Regions from separate parts of the Homo sapiens genome. Here region 1 is linked to region 2. Evidence: read pairs that join two places in POLR2A ChIA-PET (ENCODE). Cell type or tissue: A673. All regions are shown on one strand. Each heading gives the region's core, and the rest is flanking DNA. Links, peaks and the distances in the headings are about the cores only.

Region 1 (10,081 bases), core at 998-8,997, 78 kb before region 2:
GACAATGGGGAAAATATCTCCAGGGCATGTCAGAGGTGTTCGCAGCAGCCCCTGCCATCACAGACCCAGAGGCCCAGGAGGGAAAAGTGGTTTCCTGGGCCAGGCCTAGGGACTTTGTGCCCAGCATCCCAGCTTCTCCAGCTGTGGCTGAAAGGGGCCAACATAGAGCTCAAGCTGTGGCTTCAGAGGGTGTAAGCCCCAAGCCTTGGCAGCTTCCATGTGGTGTTGAGCCTGCAAGTGCACAGAAGTCAAGGATTGGGGTTTGGGAACCTCTGCCTAGATTTCAGGAGATGTATGGAAACACCTGGATGCCCAGGCAGAAGTTTGCCTGTACCCCCATCGTATCTAGGAAGTAACTAACTTGCTTTTGATTTTACAGGCTCATAGGTGGAACGGACTTGCCTTGTCTTGGATGAGACTTTGAACTGTGGACTTTTGAGTTAATGCTGAAATGAGTTAAGACTTTGGGTGACTCTTGGGAAGGCATGATTGTTTTTGAAATATGAGGACATGAGATTTGGGAGGGACCGGGGCGGAATGATATGGTTTGGCTCTGTGTCCCCACCCAAATCTCATCTTGAATTGTACTCCCACGTGTTGTGGGAGGGACCTGGTGGGAGATAAATGAATCATGGGGCAGTTTTCCCCATACTATTCTCTTGGTAGTAAATAAGTCTCATGAGATCTGATGGTTTTTTAAAGGATTTCTGCTTTTGCTTCCTCCTCATTCTCTTCTCTTGTCTGCCGCCATGTGAAATGTGCCTCTCACCTTCTGCCATGATTGTGAGGCCTCTCCAGCAATGTGGAACTGTGAGTCCAATAAACCTCTCTCTTTTGTAAACTTCCCAGTCTTGGGTATGTCTGTATCAGCAGCATGAAAATGGACATTTTGATTTTGGATTTTATCTGACTTAAAGAATAGACAGAAACCAGAGAGAAAAAAGAGAGATCCAACATACTTGAGAATTTAAAGTCAAATAATCACACAAATAAACATAAAATGTTTCTGTGAAAGAGGTCTGTGGAGCTCTGGAAGAGGATTCTGTCCTAGCTAGAGGAAGCTCCCTTTAGGATGGGGACTTTGAGTGAGATCTCTTTCTGTTATTTACTGTTTGGTAACAAATTGGCCCAAGTCAGTGGCAGAAAACAAAATTTATGTTCATAAATTCTGTGGATCAGGAATTTGTTCAGGACATAGAATTTTTGTCTCTGCTTCATGATATCTGAGTCTCAAATGGAAGATTTAAAGACCTGGTTGGAGGGTGCAGGGAAAGGGGATTCTATAGCTGGGAGCTGGAGTCATCTGAGAGCTTAGTCATTCGCCTGGCTATTGGCAAGGACCTTAGCAGGGGGATCTTGACCAGAGCACATATGGGGCCTCTCCATGAGGCCTGGACTTTCTCATTGCTGGGTTCCAGGTATGAGAATTCTGAGAGAGAAAGAGGCAGACAGAAGTTGTATCATGGTGTTGCTTCTACTGTTTTGTTCTGAAGGTAGTTACAAAGTTATGGCCAGCTTGAAGGAGAAGAGAAAATCGAATCCACCTCTTTATGGGAGTGAGTCAAGGTTCTGGGGAAGCTCTTATGGAACAAAAGTGTTGTTGTGGCCATTTTTGTGAAAGACAAACCACTCATTCTAAGGAATGAGTAGAAATCAACTGAGCCAAGAAGGAGGGACTGAGAAGGGACAAGGAGGAAGGGCATTCTCATAGAAGGAAAGTGGACTGCAGGCTCTCTGTGAGGAGAGTGAGGGGCTGTATGCCTTGAAAACAGAGAACCAGCATAGAAGGCAAGATAGTGATTGTGAGGTCGACAGGGCCAGGCCATGTAGGGCCTTGGAGACAGTGTTAAGAATTTTGCCTTTATTATAAAAGAACTGGGAAGCCTTGAAGCACTTTAGGTGGAAGTGACTGTGTGTATGTGTGTGGGATGTGGTGGTGAATGTGGGGATAACCTGATTCGCATTTTAAAGGTATCAGTTTGATGACAGTGGAGTGTAGACTGGGGGCAGATGATGATGGATGTCATGTTAACAGGTGAGTGTGATGGGCCTTTTCCTAACTTAGACCTGAGAAGTGATGAGAGAGATGGAGATAAATAGGGTACCTTGAACATGGTCAGAACATAAAACTGTCAGAAATTGGTAACCTAGAACCTGGAAGCACTGGTTTTGGGGTAAGATCAAGCGTGGATTTCAGTTTTAGGTACCTTTCAAACATCCAAATGCGAACATCAGTTTGTGATGTCAGGAGATCAACAATATTTCTTTAGGCAATATCAAATACATTTTTTTTTTAGTTCAATACCACCTTAAGAAAACTGGAAGCTCTAGACTTCCTTAAATTCCTCTCTATCATATCAAGAGTTTCTTACTTAATCTTTTCTTCATCCAATAAGTATATAGTGGCACCATATGTACCAGTTACTGTTCTAAGTGAAGGACACTGTTGAAAAGATATCAATGTTTCTGTCCACATGGATCTTACATTCTAGTGGTGGAGACAGTCAATTCTCATACAAATAAATGATAATTGTAAGTGCTATGAAGAGAAAAGGAAAGGCAGGTGTGGTACTAAGAGTGATGGGTGGCAGCCATTTTAGATGGCATGGTCATGGAAGACATCTTTTAGATGTTTGATTAGAAGACTTGATTGAAGTGAGAGTATCAACAAGCAAATATCTGAAGAAAGAATGTTTGAGGCAAAGGGACAGCAATCGTAAGAATCTGAAGTGAGAGTGTTCTTGAGGTATTTGAGAAAGATCAAGGGAGTCAGTATGACTGGAGAGAATGTGGTAGTAAATGAGGCCTGATATACATATGCTGGAGCTAGCTCACAGTAAGTCCTTTAAGTCTTAGTAAAGGAGGTTCATTTTATGTTGGGGGTAATAGAGAGCTACCAAAGAGTTTTGTGGAGGAGAGTGACATGATCCAAGTTATATTTTAAGTGGATTCTTCTGGCTGCTATGTGAAGAACTATTATATATATTATTATAATAGATGGGGCCAAGAGTGGAAGCCGGAAATATAATATATTTAATTATATCATATATATTAATATTTAATAATTATATATTTAATATATATTTAACAATTATTAAATATTAAACTTTAAACTGTACCCCTTCCAATCTGACCATTCTCAGCATCTCTGCCTCCATCACACTGAACCAAGGCACTAGTTTTTACCTTTCCTGTGTCACCACAGCAGTCTCCTAACTAGCTTTCCTGCTTCTACTCTTGGCCCCATGTATTATAATAATAGATATATAGTAGAAAATTGGCCCTCATCTATTGGCTATTGTTATTATATTAAATATATTATACATTTAATATATTATGATTATATATAAATTAAAAATATATCATTTAATGTATATTAAATATGATATATTCAATTATATTATATCTAATATATTTAATTCTAGATAATTGGATAATAGATAATCATAATATATTAAGTATGTTATAGATAATTATAATATATTAAACATATATAATTATAATAATTGATAGCCAATAGATGGGGCCAATTATCTACTATATATCTATTATTATAATACATGGGGCCAAGAGTAGAAGCAGGAAAGCTAGTTAGGAGACTACTGTGGTGACACAGGAAAGGTAAAAACTAGTGCCTTGGGTCAGTGTGATGGAGGCAGAGATGCTGAGAACGGTCAGATTGGAAGGGGTACGGCTTAAAGTGGAACCTGCAGAGAAGGCTCTCTCTCCAGGTCATAATGTGACTTTGTTGTTTCCAGCTCTCCCAGCCAGGGTCACTGTCCCATTGGGCTGGTCTGATTTGTTCCTCAGGCCATTTTGGCTCATCTCCTCTTGCTCACTTGGTCCATAAAATGTCACCTGAGCTAGTGTAGGCAAGAGAACATCGAGAATCTGTGTGGTATGATTAGCATTAAGCTCTCGTAAGTGGCTTAATGATTTTCACCATTGTGGGACTCTTAGAAATTCAAAAACTGAAACTGGCTTATCCAGGATTGCATAATAAAAGATTAACTGTCTCATATCTTAAGGCATTTGCTCCTTTTCTTATGACACTCTTTAAACATTTTACTCATCTTTGCTTTCCTTTGTGCTTTATTCTGAAAAAATTGTCCTTTAAATCTGTAAAATGCTTCCAGCTTTTTCGGAATCAAGAAAAGATTTTAATATTAAATGAAAGAACAAACAAATGAATTTTTAAGTAAATAAACTATTTTGACTTAGAGGGTTTGGAGTAAAGACCTACCAAAAAAAAGAAACGATTATTTATCTTACAGAGGAAAGCTTCACAAGGCATCTTAAAGCTTGTTTTTCATATATATATGAAAAGGAATGATGCACTAATATTGATTTTCTTTGAATACAGGACCTAAGAAATTGGCTTGGGTATTTAACAGAAATACCCAAGGATAAAAAATAAACACTTATTAGTTAGACAGAATTTCTGTAAAGAGAAAATTGTGAAATACTGGAAAGAATCAAATGAAGGTAGTTGTGATTGGAACTTCTTAGATGGTTAAAATAATTTGCTTTCATGTGCCTGAGACTGCTTAATTGCAATTCTATGTGGAAAAAAGGATAGAATGAATGAATTAAATAAAAATATTTTTACAATAAAATATATAATTCATATGTGGCTTTCCTATAAATTTATTTTTTGAAAAATAAAAAAATTCAGTTTAAAAATGTTCCAATGATAAAACTTTTTGTTATGTAATAAGATTATATCACATCTGAAGCAATTTGTAATGTGTTGTTTAAAGGAAAAAATAGTGAGCAAACACAATGACAGGTCAAATTTATGACTCTTTCTTGTTTGTCGTTTCTATATTCCGCTTGAGGATTAGTGTTCAAATTGAGTATAAGTAAGAATTGTCAGCCCAGATTTAACTATCCACTGTTGTAACCAGAATACATTTTAGGGTTAAAGATGAATAATTCAAGAACTATTTCTGGGAGCTTTTTTAACGTTGCAACTCTAATCAGCAGGTGGAATTTAACAGCAACTGCATTAATCAGAAACTAACAAGGTAAAAATTACTCCCTCTCTAGATACAGAAAATTTTTCTCATTTGCAGTAGCTTTTTTTTTTTTTTTTTTTTTTTTTTAAAGGGAGACCTCATTCAGAGTATTTTTATTTAGTACCTAGCAGGTAAAGCAAAGTAGTTGAGAGCCTGCCACGTGAGAGGTAAGATGTGTGCTTATGGATCAAAGATGGTCTCACAGCAAAATATACTCCATTGGGCTATTAGAGAGGCTTAGCTGCATTGCTTGTCACTTCACATACACAGTTCCTCACATATACTCACACATCTCTACTGCTGCTATTGCTAGCAGTTTTAATTAGGGACTGTCTAGCCAAGCACAACTTGCCTGCCTTGCACCCCCTGTTCTCCTCCTCTGGGGTTGACTGGAGCTCAGTACTGCCAAACTGTTGATTGAAAACTTCTTGAATGAATGAACTTATCAAATACTTCCATGACTTCCTGGTAGTCCTGGAAATGTAGTCCTAGAAATGTAGTCCTATGATGCCTGGTACAGTGCTCCTGGCCCTTGTAAGCCTGGACTAGACTGACCAGTCTGAGTGTAATTAACATTGCCCCTGCAGAAACAGGGCAACTGAGAGGTGGTGGCTGTGTGGATGAGTCTCCTGAGGACTGAACATTGTGCATCCACCTGGGTTTAGAAGCACCAATTGTAGTGGTCAGGGTTTTCCAAAGAAACAGGGTCAATAGTATATGTATAGACATATAGAAAGATATTTATTTTGAAGAATGGGCTCACACAACTATGGAGGCTGAGGAGTCTCAGGACCTGCCATCAGTAAGCTGGAGGCCCAGGAAAGCTGGTGGTGTAATTCCAGTTCAAGCCCAAAGGCCCCAGAAACAGGAGCATCAATGTACCCCAGATGGGAGAAGATGGATGTCCCAGCTGCAGCAAAAGGCAAATTCACCCTTCTTCTGCCTTTTTGTGCTATTTGGGCACTCAGTGAATTTGATGATGCTGGCCCACATTGATGAGGGTAAATCTTCTTTAATAAATCTACTGATTCATATGGTAATCTCTTTCAGAAATACCCTCACAGACACACCCCGAAATCGTATTTTGCCAGCTGTCTGGGCATTCCTTAGCCCAGTCAAGATGACGTATAAAACGGACCATTCCATTTCATCAGTGTGAAGTGAGAGTAATCTTTGCGTGGCATTGCTGTGTTGTTACAAATGCCTATGTGAGCTGAAGGGAGTGGTTTGTTACTCTGAGTTTTAAAAAGTAAACCTAGGTTAAAAACATATAAAAACATTATGATATTTTTGGTTACTATAGCCTTGTAGTATAGTTTGAAGTCAGGTAGCGTGATGCCTCCAGCTTTGTTCTTTTGGCTTAGGATTGACTTGGCGATGCAGGCTCTTTTTTGGTTCCATATGAACTTTAAAGTAGTTTTTTCCAAATCCGTGAAGAAAGTCATTGGTAGCTTGATGGGGATGCATTGAATCTATAAATTACCGTGGGCAGTATGGCCATTTTCACCATATTGATTCTTTCTATCCATGAGCATGGAATGTTCTTCCATTTCTTTGTATCCTCTTTAATTTCATTGAGCAGTGGTTTGTAGTTCTCCTTGAAGAGGTCCTTCATGTCCCTTGTAAGGTGGATTCCTAGGTATTTTATTCTCTTTGAAGCAATTGTGAATGGGAGTTCACTCATGATTTGGCTCTCTGTTTGTCTGTTATTGGTGTATAAGAATGCTTGTGATTTTTGCACATTGATTTTGTATCCTGAGACTTTGCTGAAGTTGCTTATCAGCTTAAGGAGATTTTGGGCTGAGACAATGGGGTTTTCTAGATATACAATCATGTCGTCTGCAAACAGGGACAATTTGACTTCCTCTTTTCCTAATTGAATACCATTTATTTCCTTCTCCTGCCTAATTGCCCTGGCCAGAACTTCCAACACTGTGTTGAATAGGAGTGGTGAGAGAGGGCATCCCTGTCTTGTGCCAGCTTTCAAAGGGAATGCTTCCAGTTTTTGCCCAATCAGTATGATATTGGCTGTGGGTTTGTCATAGATAGCTCTTATTATTTTGAGATACATCCCATCAATACCTAATTTATTGAGAGTTTTTAGCATGAAGGGTTGTTGAATTTTGTCAAAGGCCTTTTCTGCATCTATTGAGATAATCATGTGGTTTTTGTCTTTGGTTCTGTTTATATGCTGGATTACATTTATTGATTTGCGTATATTGAACCAGCCTTGTATCCCAGGGATGAAGCCCACTTGATCGTGGTGGATAAGCTTTTTGATGTGCTGCTAGATTTGGTTTGCCAGTATTTTATTGAGGATTTTTGCATCAACATTCATCAAGGATATTGGTCTAAAATTCTCTTTTTTGGTTGTGTCTCATCTTATGATATTTGCAGTATGCATTTGGTTTTTGAATTTGTAATTTGTTTTGACTTTGTTTCTCAGTCTAAAACCTCAGAATAGAAGAGCAATATGAGTTTAATGATATCTAAATCAGCTGTTTTATATTGTCAGTGAATTAATAGTAAAAGGAGGATAAAGAAAACAAGTCTGTTGCCTATTTCTCATGTTGAATTTGCAGAAGTTTTTAAATTTCTAGTTTTAGGTTTTGCACATAACAATAAAAAATGGTTAGATAAGCTTTTGTTTGTTAATGTAATATTGTTTTTATAGGATACAAATAGTAAAATCAAGGAAGCTATGTTATTTTGATAAAATTGAGATACTTAAATATCTGGATTTGGTGACAGCAACAGTAAACTGACTGATTTGTTAAATAAAACCTTTTGCCTTTAGTAGAGCTATAAAGTTAGTCATAATGGTTTAAAAAGATATCACTTACACAGCTTAAATTCATCTTGATTTAACCAAAAATATTCTTCTTGACCTAAGACTCTATTGAAAATATCTATCGGATTAGACATTTCAATGAGAACTAGTCTCTCTGTCTTATAGTAGCTTGAAGTCCTGACTTGTCTTTTTTCAGCATAGTGACAGAATTAATTCCTTTTATTGCATAAGAATTTAATTAATTTCTAAAAGCTCTGTGGGCTTAAAATTATTTTGTTGTCAATTTTTAATATAAAATCTTAGATGGTATCACTGAGATGTAGAATCAAAGAATGTATGTTGATAAAAATTAAAACTAAATTGTTTACTTATTTTGCCTATAGTCTTTGAGAAATTCATATATACTCTTTTAAACACTAGATGGCACTAGAAATGTATCATAATAAATTGTTTCATCAGGAGGAATTATTAATTTTATGACCTCCTAAGATGGTGTGTTCTTTGGTTATATATTTTTGAACATTTAAAATAATTTAACTATTTCCACTAGTACCTTTAATTACTGAAATAAGTAATGAGGTTTCCAAACTGTAGAAATACATAATTCATAATTAAAATTTTTCAAAGTATTATTTTAGTGGTCCATAGATATTGCCACACCTCAGGTTTCCTCATCTTATGAGATTGCTTCCCTTTAAGTTCATCAAAAAGAAGACACATGCTCTACAAATAGAAATAATGAGTAGGTTCCTGAATTGTTTACTAACCTGATTACCCATGAGGCATGAATCATCTGAACACACTGGAAAAAGATTTAAATTCTTGACACATATTACTTCCTTCAAGAAAGATAGCATAAAACGAATGATATGCCACTATATGAGGACATTAATGACAAATTTTTCATCAATTTAAGAAATATTTACAATTAGTCACTGAGTAAGATAATTGGAAATGCCCTGAAATCTCGCAATATAAACACTTTCCCAAATTTGACAGTATTCCTAAAAATTTACCATCATCAACAATGTTTTGTGAAGCCGAAAGACACTTTTATATACTATCATTAAAACATGTTGGTCAGCTGTGCTAGAGGAAAGGCGGCTGAGTTATAGTCTTTGTCATGTGGCAATATGATCGAAGAGTGTAGCCAGTCAATGGGGTATTTCAGATAGTAACATAATCCAAGCGTTAAGATCGATTCTGGATCTTGTGATTTTTGTAGCGTTTGTCTACTTTTAAAACTTTTTGATTTGTTGTAACTTCTTTTCTCATTCTGAATACATGTTTACTTTTATATGTAATTTTATATATATTCTTTTTCTTCAGTAGGGCTTAAAACACTGTGTGAGCTTCTACCTGCCCAAACCTGGATTCATTCTGTTCCAATGCCTTTTAAGTCCCAATAATGTCTTGCTCCCATTTAACTCTCTGGCCTTATCTACATTCAGCATATTACTTTATATTTTTATAAAAAGTAATTATTCATTTTTGTTCACATAGCTTTATTTTTTTACCACCGGGATTTTATGTATGTTGTACTCTTTGTTTTTTATGTCCTTTCCCTTGGGATTGTCTTTTAAATTTGTATTTATCCAAGTCTATGAGACATGTCTCATATATGAGGTGCAAAAAGTAATTACGGTTCTTGCTATTACTTTCAATGGCAAAAAACACAGTTACTTTCATAGTAACCTAATGTTATTTCCTTCAGGAAAGGGGCTGTGATCTCTCTCCTAAACTTCCACATTTCCTCAAGCCAGCTAAGAGTAATTTCTCCCTCATCTAGAAAAACGTATTTTTATTTTCTTCTGTGACACATTTCTATGTGTATTTAACATCCTATATTTGTAAGAATGTATTATTTTTTCTACTGGGTTCTTAACTTCCTGATGAAAGGGACTGAATATTACCCATCTTTGGGTTTCTTACAGTACCCAGCACAGCTCCTTATGCATCATTGGTAACCCATAAAGATGTTTAAGATATATTAATGAATATATGAAAGCTGTTTGATCTGAGGGTCACAGCATATATTTTTCTCTGCCTGTTCATTTGAACTCTTAATTTTTCAGACTTCGGTACATGGTTATATTTAAAATAAAATATGCAACAACCAGAGACTTTAGGAGACAAAAAAGAGGATGTTTTCTGCATTTACAAAAAAAATTGTGCTTCTATCTCAGTATAGACAACATCACGGCACCATAGTTTCCACTTCTGGCATATTTTTAGTCGCTTAGGAGTTGACAAACTGCAGCCTATGGGCTCA
Region 2 (10,081 bases), core at 657-8,656:
TTTTACCCACAATTATCTCACATTCCAAATACATTGGTTGTATGTTTTATTTAAATTAAATAATCCAATTTTGTTCTGAATTCATAATTCATAGGCTCTAAGCCCATGCTTTTTGTAATAGGAATTTGAACAGAAGGATATTATGCACACACAAAGTATAATTTTAAGTTGCAGATGATTTTTACTTGCTCTTTTTCATCTTATTCCATCTACATAATTTGAGATTGCTTCAGCAAAGGATTCAAATGTGATTATATCAGTGTTATTAATGAAGGTCTTTATATGAAGTATTTTATTATGTGGGCTGGTATATCATCTGTATTGTTTACCAGATGATTCTTATCTCATACTAATCCACTGGCTGGACTATTGTGGAACACACTGCAAATTTTCTCTGCTACGAGTAATCCAGGTGCAGTTATCAACCTGCAATAACACATGGAGGATTGCCTCCAGGGCTATTGTGAATGTTCACAGCCTACTGGGTCAGAAAAGCTTTTCAGAGGATCAGAAACATATCTTAATACCAGCCTTTAGGTATTCTGCTGCATCATCAAGCATGACTGTATTAAACACTTTTTAAAAGATTAAATAAAACTAGACATACATGCAAACTGGTATTATCTATTTAAGTTGGGAAATAGACTGAACTAAATGCCAACACTGGTTTACCAAATCATTCCTGTTATGAAATAGTCTCTGGAAACTGGTAGATTTCTTCAGTCCAAACTTATCAAAAAGTTATCCTAGTTCAGAGGAGTCTGGTGTATTAGTAAACTGGGCAGAGCAGAAGATACTCAGGCAGGACGAAAGATGGCTAATAACATTCAAATGTCATTATGGTTAATACCTCTCTCAGGGTTTACATATCAGATTCGTTTTTAAAACTGTATTGACAGCAGTAGTTCAACCATTCCATACATGTGCCGGTTGGGAGATGATCAAAGAAATGGCCAATCTAGTGCAATAGAACTACCATGAAATCGCCTTCCGGTTTAGAGATAAGAGCCATAGGGGAGTCCTTAACCAAAACTATTCATTGAAAATAATTGGGAAATGTAAAAAGCAACTATCAATAATACCATACTATTTTAATGGTAAAGCTAAGTTTAAGATTGTATGTTTGTAATGTGCAAAAGGAACTCTGATTTATTCATAATGAATCATTTGAAGCAGAAAGTGTAATTTTTAAATGTTCTGTAAAATGTACACAATTAATACTGTCTACAGAATTTTTGAACAAAATCACTACATAGCTCTTTGGGGAGCAAATGGTACAAGTAACATCATTTTTGATCAGAGATAATAGGGTACCAATAGCAAAATTAACTATACAAAAGGTAAGGCATTTGTAAAAATAAATTTGCCCATATTGAATATTCTCTAACATTAGTAGACAAGGCTAAAGAAGGATCCATGAATTTCACTGGAAGGAGTATGCTGCCCCAGTGATGACAATGGGAACACAAGGCCAGATTTCTCTGTAGAGACTAGGAGAGAAGATTATTTGTATTAAAATATTTAGTTGCAAAAATAACTGGCATTAAATAGGTGCATTTGGAAAAAGAAAGGGGCTAAAACTACGTTAACATTTCCTTCTTTTTAGAGGTACTAGATTGGAAGATAAGGAAAGTGTGGAATATACAATGCACCTGAGACTTCAGCACATATCCAGTGATCAAAAATAATGCATTGATTAATATTATACAAAAATGATGTCAGTAGTACTCTCATTGCACTAAAAAAGAAACAGTTAAACTCAACGGAAACATCAGGACAAACCAGCTAGAGAGAAGAGTGACTTTAAAATGTTATCGTAAACTCAGATGCATTATTAGGGTTTTGAAAATACAGTTAAGTAGGAACCTTAGAGCAATTGGTCCCTTTCCCATGACATCTGTGGGAATAAGCTTTATGCTTATGAAAAGGTATTTTATGTGGCATCCAATAAAGCGTGCCTCTGAAGCAAAGTACTTGTTGCAGTATGTGGCAAGGAAGATGAATGGGAGTGAAGGTAGGAAAAGAAAAAGAACCCTCCAGGGGAATAAAATGTGGATTGGGGAAGACACAAATTTGAAGACCAGTTTTTTCCCAAAGCAATTTTAAAAGGCACAATACTGAATCGAAGTGTCACTTAAAAGGCCCGTCAAGTCTATCCATGTGTAGCAGTATAATCTAGTTGGACTGAATAACTTTGGAGTCAGAACTTGGCTATAATTGGTGTTCTTCACTGACCCTTTCTTCCTTTCCATCTGAGTTACCTTCTTTTCAATATAAATCTTAGATTGTCTTCTTTCTACGTAGCTCATAGCCAATGCAAGGGTGAAACAGAATGTCATAAACCTCAGACTGAAGGGATTTCATTAATTACTAGCAATACCATTATTACCGTTTGGGAATATATAACCTAGGAAAAAGTGCAATTGTATTTCTGTGCATTACTTTTTTATTTTTAGTGCTTAAACCTCAAAACCAACCAATCATCTAACCAACCCCTCACATCCTGGTAACAGCTGGGAGGTAGGAAAGGAAATGCCAGTGATTACTATTTAAAGTAATAGCTGCCATTACTGTTCACTATATTCTGGGCATGTGGTAACATCTTTACAGCCATTCTGCTATCCATTCTTTCCAAAACTAAGGAGATAATTTCTATCATCATCTATTATTTATAAATGAAAAAACTGAGGCTTAGAGAAGTTATATAGTGCTCTCCCAAGATTCAGACATAATGAGAGGACTTGATTCATGCCTATGGACCCTAAATCCTATGCTTCTCATTTTCACACAGTCTTCTTAGTTTATCCAAAAGGCAAAACTGACAATACTCTCAAGCAAAGGGAACATAAGATTCTAATAATCAGAGTGAATTCACATTCACTTAAAAAAAAGTTAAAATTAAGTTCACCTAGTTTTCCAAGTCGGAAATCTGGATACAGATGATAATACTGAGCTTTGAATTAGCAGAGCTTGGAAATCATCAAGAAACAAAGTGGCTCAGCTACCAGACAAATCACAGAGGAGTTTAATACTACTTGTGGGAAACCTGGAGCATGTAGGAGAATGCACATGCTCCTCCCACTCATTTAATTACCATTTCAGTGGTTCCGACTCATCATGATTTTATAGTTCTCCTCTGAATTGCTTACACGTGCTTCTACACACCAGCGTGGGCTTCTTATGTTAGACATATATTGGTGAGTCACTAATTGTCTTCAGTTTACTGCTGGTGAGCAAGGCAAGTCTCATATCAGGTGGAGAGTCAGATGGATGGGATGATTCTAAGAGCTTGAAAATCTAAACGATAACTCTTTTTGCTCACAAGGTAAAGACATGATAGCAAAGTGTCGAAGGACATTCATGATTGGCTCAAGCCTATGCTTTCAGCCCCAACACTTGTGGCTCCCCTTTACTCTTCCATATTAAATCTCTGGCAGTTCCTCTACTATACATGCCATGCTGTTTGATATCTTTATGTTTTTGAATAAGGCATTTCTCTGTCCAACAAACAACATTTATCACCATATAGTGAATGCCTACATGAAACATGGGCTACTTCAAGGCTACTCCTCAGGGAAATATTTTCTAAACACCAAAAAGCACAGATAGGCATTCCTCACTCTCTGTGCTCATATAGCACCCTGAGAAATACCTATATTGCACAACTTAATTCATTTTTGCATATTAATTCTTAAACTGGACTACTGGACTATCAGCATTCTCTAGAGTAACCAAGAATATTTCTACTACCCCCGAAAGTTCCTTCTTGGCCTTTCATCCTCACCACTCTCCCAACCCTTACACCACCCACCAGGCCACACCTGTTCTGATTTTGATAACCATAGAATACTTTTGCTGGGTCTTGAACTTCATACAATAGAATCTTATTGCTTGGTGTCTGGCTTCTTTCACTGAGCATAATATAATATTTTTTAGATTAATCCAAGCTACTGCATCTAACAGTAATTCATTGTTTTATTTTCAACTGGCGTTCTATCAGTATGTGAATATAATTTTATCACTAACTTTTGAGACATAACACACCAAACCAAAATTTAGTGGCTTAAAGTAACAACCATTCATTTTTGCTCATTGTGTTTTAGGTCAACATTTTGAATTGAGTTCAGCTGGGCAGTTCTTCTGCTGAATTTGGTTGGGCTCACTCATGAGTCTATGGTTGACTGTGAATCATCTGGGTAGCACTTTTTTTCTGGGGCTTGGCTTATTGTTAGGTGGGGGTGATGAAGTCAAATAAATGGACCCCATATTTGTGGTCTCACATATCTAATCATTCATCAGAATAATCTGGGCTTGTTCACACTGGTGTGGCAGGCTTAAAGAGCAATAATAGTAAGGTGCACTTCTCAGGTCTCTGTATGATGTTTGCTATCATCTCAATGTCAAAATCAATTGGAGGCCATTATAGCAAAACTCTTCCAGGATGCCACAATTTATTTACTTACTCATCTGTTAAAGGACATTAGGCTCTCAAGGATTAACTGGTTTTTATTTTCAGTTACTTCCAATCTTATATCTTGAACCAACTCATTTAAATAATTTTGCTTTAGGATTTCATGATTAAATAGTGACAGGAGGACTTCCTTCCTTCCTTCCTTCCTTCCTTCCTTCCTTCCTTCCTTCCTTCCTTCCTTCCTTCCTTCCCTCCCTCCCTCCCTCCCTCCCTCCTTCCTGCCTTCCTCTCTCTCTCTCTCTCTCTCTCTCTCTCTCTCTCTTTCTTTGTTGGAGTCTGGCTCTGTCGCCCAGGCTGGAATGCAGTGGCACGATCTCTGCTCACCGCAACCTCCACCTCCAGGGCTCAACTGATTCTCCCACATCTCAAAACCTCCCAAGTATCTGGGATTACAAGCCTGTGCCACCACGCCCAGCTAATTTTTGTATAATTTTTTAGTAGAGAGGAAGTTTTGCCATGTTGGCCAGGCTGGTCTTGCGCTCCTGACAATATATTTCATCTCGTTTATGGGCCCAAGATGAAGATAAAAAAATCATAACTATGAATGCACTTTGAGCTCCTAGGAGAAGCAAAAAATATATTAATTCTCCTCATTTGTAAATGTTCATCGGTTTTTGACTCTATTCAGCCATTCCTACAAGAAGGAAGGTAGTTTTTAATGTCTCTTTTTCTCCCTAGTATATGTATTAATTGGCTCAAGTGGTTTCTGATTTTTTCTTTTTTTTCCTTTAAGCAGGCAGAGGTTGAGAATGGTTAGCTAATTTAGAGATTTTTTGGAATCGCCTTCTAAAAGAGAAGTTTAAATATGGGGATTGGAATTGCTTCTCTTACTACTCAAATTTTAAAAGTTCTTTAAGAGTTATTTACCTATCTTTATTAGTAAATATCACTCATATTTCTGAGCTCGAATTTTCTCTATATTTATATCAAACTAATTCTATCCAGATCATCAGTTCTTACTTTCTCTTTTAAATTATTATATCATTAAAATTTTTTTATTATACACTTGCCAAAAAATATCAAGGAGAATACAACATTGATGACTCTATTAAAGAAACACAAGAGTAGGAGAAGAAAAATAATTTGATAATTTGTCAAATATCAAAAAAGGAGACTGCTGAGAATTGTCCCCTATGCAGGGCTTTTTTTTTTTGAAGTATTATTTAAAAATTGCTATCAAGTGCTATAAGAACCATGTTTTCGTTCCTTAAACTCGGCATTTTAATATCTCCTTTGACTTGTAGTTTTTTTCCCTTAACTTCAGGAAAACATGTTTTCCATTCCATTATATTTCCGACTACATTTGAAAAGATACAAAGGCATGAGCTTGTTATTACCACAGCATCAGAGCTCAGGGGGAGAGCAAGCTGTTTGCATTTTTTTCTTGCCTTTAAAGATGCTGTCATTATCACTTGTTCTCCCAGAAAAGCGAAGTTTGATGACAATCTGTCTATCTCCTCACTGTACCTTAATGACTTCAAAATTGTTAAAACCTCATTACTGGATGTCATCTCTGTGTACATGTGTGTGTGTTTGTGTGTGTGTGTGTGTGTGTGTGTGTGAATGTGATTTCTAATAAAGCAAGAAATACTGAGTAAGAAATGACATTCTGCTGATTTTTGTGGTCTTTTATGAAGGATGGCTGAATTCTGTAATTAGCCTCAGTCTGCTTCTGCAGGTCAATTTTCTAAAATTAGACAATGTAAGAGAAATTTTTTATACCTCACCTCTTTCCTCCACTCTAAAAGGTCCTCAGCTAGAATTTGTTTGTGAGTATGATTCCTTCTAAATCCCTTTCTTTAGATAACTCTGACTCCCAGTGACTTGCAACTTCACTATTCCAAGTTATATATCAATTTCAACCTTCACAACTTCCTAAAAGGCAGGCAGACTTTGCTGTTCCTCATCTCTGATGAATATATTCAATATGAGAATATTAGTGAATAATAACAATTAGCATTAGTATAGTATTCATTCTGTGCCAAGCACTGTTTATGCATAAATTCTTACTCCTCACAATCACTTTATGAGATAGGTATAGTTATTATATTCTCTTTATAGATGAGGAATTGGTGGCATAGAGAAGTTAAAAGTCTTCTTCAAAGTCACCTGCTAATAGGTAGTGGAGCTGAGATTCAAACCCAGGGTGACTGACTCCAGAATCCATGTTCTTAACCACTCTACTGTCTGCCAGTCAAGCTCAGGATGTAAAAGGCTACATTCTCCCTGGCATCCATGGGCATTTTTGATAGCTCTTTAGAATATACACTTCATAGACTGAAATTTCTTCCTTTATATGCAGCTGATTAGGAAAGTAAACATAAATAAATACACAAAAGCATAACTTTCCATCTGCACTTTAATATTATTTATTAAAAATCTGAATTATACAGAATTCTTATATTTAAATCTTTAGAAAATACTAAAAAATCTGATCACATGAGCATATATTACCTTGAATATCTTTTATTTTGAAGAGGTAAAAATTTTAGGTTGAAACCAACTATTTCTCTTTATTAATGATAATACAACATCTAAGCCTTTAATCTAAATTGAATATCTATAACTAAGAAAATATGCTACGACTAAGATGAATATAGACACTCAGCAATAGAAAAATGAGACCTTCTAATTCTGCTAAATGTAAGTAACTGATAAAAGACTACTTGGCACAAAAATATATGAACAATTGTCAATCTAGAGTGCCTATAATTTGAAGCATAATACTCCAGCAATTGCTAAAGAAAAAAACAGTGGAAACCATACTTTTATCTCTTAGAAAACACTGTATAATAGAAAGATGTGATAAAAATTACGGTGTATAATAAGAGAGTTCAGGCTATATTAAAGTGGAAGTGTGGATGAATACAAGACTATAGCAGAAATAAAACGCACAACCCTACCCTTAAGAGCTTTAGCTATTTGTAAGGCAAGGGCATCCTACCCTTTCACCTCCCAAACACATACACATATCACATGCTATTTGGAATTAGGTAGACTACAGACTGGAATGATGATGTACTTCCTCACGACCTTTCTGTGGCTATGGTTCCTGTCCTTGATCTAAAGCAGTGTATTGAGTGACTGGAGTGCAAATAAAAATGAGAGGTGAAGTGATCCACTTCCTACTCTTCCTCTAGAAATTCTAGTCTAGAATTTCTGCTCTTTTCAAACTCAAAAGTCAGTCTCAAGCATGGTACTGTCAGCAAGAAGCCAGTGTAGGGTACAATAAACCCAAGGGCTAGTCAGTGCTAAACTGTTGGGTAGAAATATAAAGTCCATAGTTATGCAAAAATGTCCATGGAGACTTAATGAATAACCAAGCTAAATTAGTTTTAATCATTGCTTACAGGATGGACAGTATGAACACAGATCACTACATATTCTTTCAGAACAAAAACTCCTCCAATCCAAACTGCAATTGGATTTAGGAGGCTAAGGTTTGCTTTAATTTCTGCCAGAGCTGCCAGCCTCAGGGAAAAGGAGCCGTGTACTGAAGCTGGCACAGGAGTGAGGTACTTCCACATTACCAGATCCTCTTATGCTGTACAATGACAAACTTTTGTTGCTGCCCTTGGCCTTGACCCTTTGGACCCTTTGGATACTATTGGTATTTCAGTAGCTTGACCTCTCTAAAAGAACAGAAATGTTCAGGATAGTAAAAGGAAAAAAAAATCATTATTTCAATTAAATCAGTGTCAAGAGGGTTCTGAAGCTGTCCAGTGCAGTAACCCTGACTGATGGTTTAGCTCCTTGCAGTGTTATCATAGCTAAGATAGTAGGGTCACTGCTCACGTAGAGTGCAAGCTTGATGTTGCAGGCATTTTCCCATTTCACAGATAACGATCTCTTTATAGTCACATGCAATTACAATTCACTTTTACATGAAAAATTCAGTTTTACCTGTATATGACTATATCCTATTTGAAGAGTTTTTGAAGGAAAATGAAATGGGATTAAATAAACAGAAATAATGTAATGTTCTCTGGATGGTCAAAATCTCCTATATAATTAATTCAGAACTTGAATATACTACTTGGAGATGACTTCAATTTATAATGTAGGTTTCGTTGTTGTTTTTAAAGCTGTACTGTATCAACTTCTTAAGTAAAACCATTAATTCAATGAATACGAACAGAAGTTCCTTTGAGGAGATTAAAGGCTGGCTTCATCCCAAGAAAGCTGCAAAAGAAGGTTCAGAATGGCTTGGCCCAATCGGCCTCCTAAAAAAGTGGCAGATGGAAAACTCACTTCTGAGTTCCACATTTGCCTGTCTCAAATATTGTCTGAATATCTGCTTTTTTCCTCACTCCCAGTCCAATGAATACTCAATAGTTCAAAAGCCTGTTGTTAAAAGAAATGAAGCATTGTCCTTTCATGGAAGTAAAAAATATGCTTGAATTATTTGATTATCAAATATTGACTGTGCCTCTTCCATACCCTATGTTCAAGTGTTTTGAGAGCACAGATGGTTTAGAGGTCAGGAAATTAAACCTTTCTCTTCTCTTCTCTCTAGAATTGGAGGTTTATTTTTTTAAAATCATCACATTCATTAACAGTATCCTTGGTGCTTGTATCTTTGGACAACAACTGTCCAAAGATACTGTCAAAGATACAAGATGTTGACAGTATCTTTTTTTTTTTTTTTTTTTTGAGATGAAGTTTTGCTCTTCTAGCCCATGCTGGAGTACAATGGTGTGATCTTGGCTCACTGCAACTTCTACCTCCCGGGCTCAAGCAATTCTCCTGCCTCAGCCTCCCAAGTAGCTGGGATTACAGGTGCACACCACCATGCCCAGATAACTTTTGTATTTTTACTAGAGACAGGGTTTCATCATGTTGGCCAGGCTGGTCTCAAACTCCAAACCTTGGGTGGTCTGCCTGCCTCAGTCTCCCAAAGTGATCGAATTACAGGCGTGAGCCACCGTGCCCAGCCAAGGTGTTGACAGTATCTTTGGACATACTTGTGTGTCTGACTTCCCACCAGACATCTCCCCTCAGAACGTCTTAGTAGACATTTCAAACTTACTATGTGCAAACTACAATCCTGCTCTACTCCCTAATACCTGACTACACCTAACTGTATCCATAGCTGTTCTGTTTCAGGTAATGACAATGCCATCCTTCCAGATGTTAAGTCCCAAGCTTGTGGACTCATCCTTGACTCTTCTTTTTCTGACATTATAGAACCAATCTGTCAGAAAATACTGTAAGATTTGCCTTCAAGGTATACTCAGAATCTGACCGTTTTTAACCATCTACACTGCTGTCTCCCAGGTCCAATTTGCCATTTCTTTCACCTAGATCACTGCAATAGCCTCCTAACTCGTCTCCCCACTTGCAACAATTCAGCCTTACTCATAGTCTACTTGTAGCACAGCAGCCAGCCTGATCATCTAAGAATGTAAGTCTGATCATGTCATTCTTTTGTTCAAAATCTTCCATGACTCTCCAATCTACTCTCAGTAAAGGCCAGTGTCATTACAGAGGCTTCCAAATGTGACATAATGTGTCTCCCCATTACCTCTTTGACTCAATCTCCTCCTCTTGTTCTCCTACTCACTCTTCTCTAGCTATCATGAGCTTCCTTGTTATTACTTGAAAATAGAA

What was found. Peaks named below come from ENCODE experiments on the same cell type or tissue, not always from the same donor. Only the 100,000 strongest peaks of a DNase experiment are listed, where the experiment ranks them.
Region 1: POLR2A ChIA-PET joins it to region 2 with 5 read pairs; 2 of 35 experiments call an interaction of 5 or more read pairs at or near these places.

Annotation. Positions count from the first base shown.
Region 1 is chr6:124,852,666-124,862,746 of GRCh38, reverse strand. No RefSeq gene overlaps it. Among named protein-coding and RNA genes, the nearest start is that of RNF217, 100 kb to the left of the region's middle. RefSeq lists a silencer at 6,037-6,237. In A673, for the core only: CTCF peaks have their summits at 8,022 and 8,224 (motif pointing right); no DNase peak of the experiment used is centred there.
Region 2 is chr6:124,773,900-124,783,980 of GRCh38, reverse strand. The region is part of intron 4 of NKAIN2 (sodium/potassium transporting ATPase interacting 2); the gene reads right to left. Among named protein-coding and RNA genes, the nearest start is that of RNF217, 180 kb to the left of the region's middle. In A673, for the core only: no CTCF peak of the experiment used is centred there; DNase peaks (open chromatin) are centred at 3,130, 4,460, 4,830 and 5,820; H3K27ac peaks cover 7,120 bases.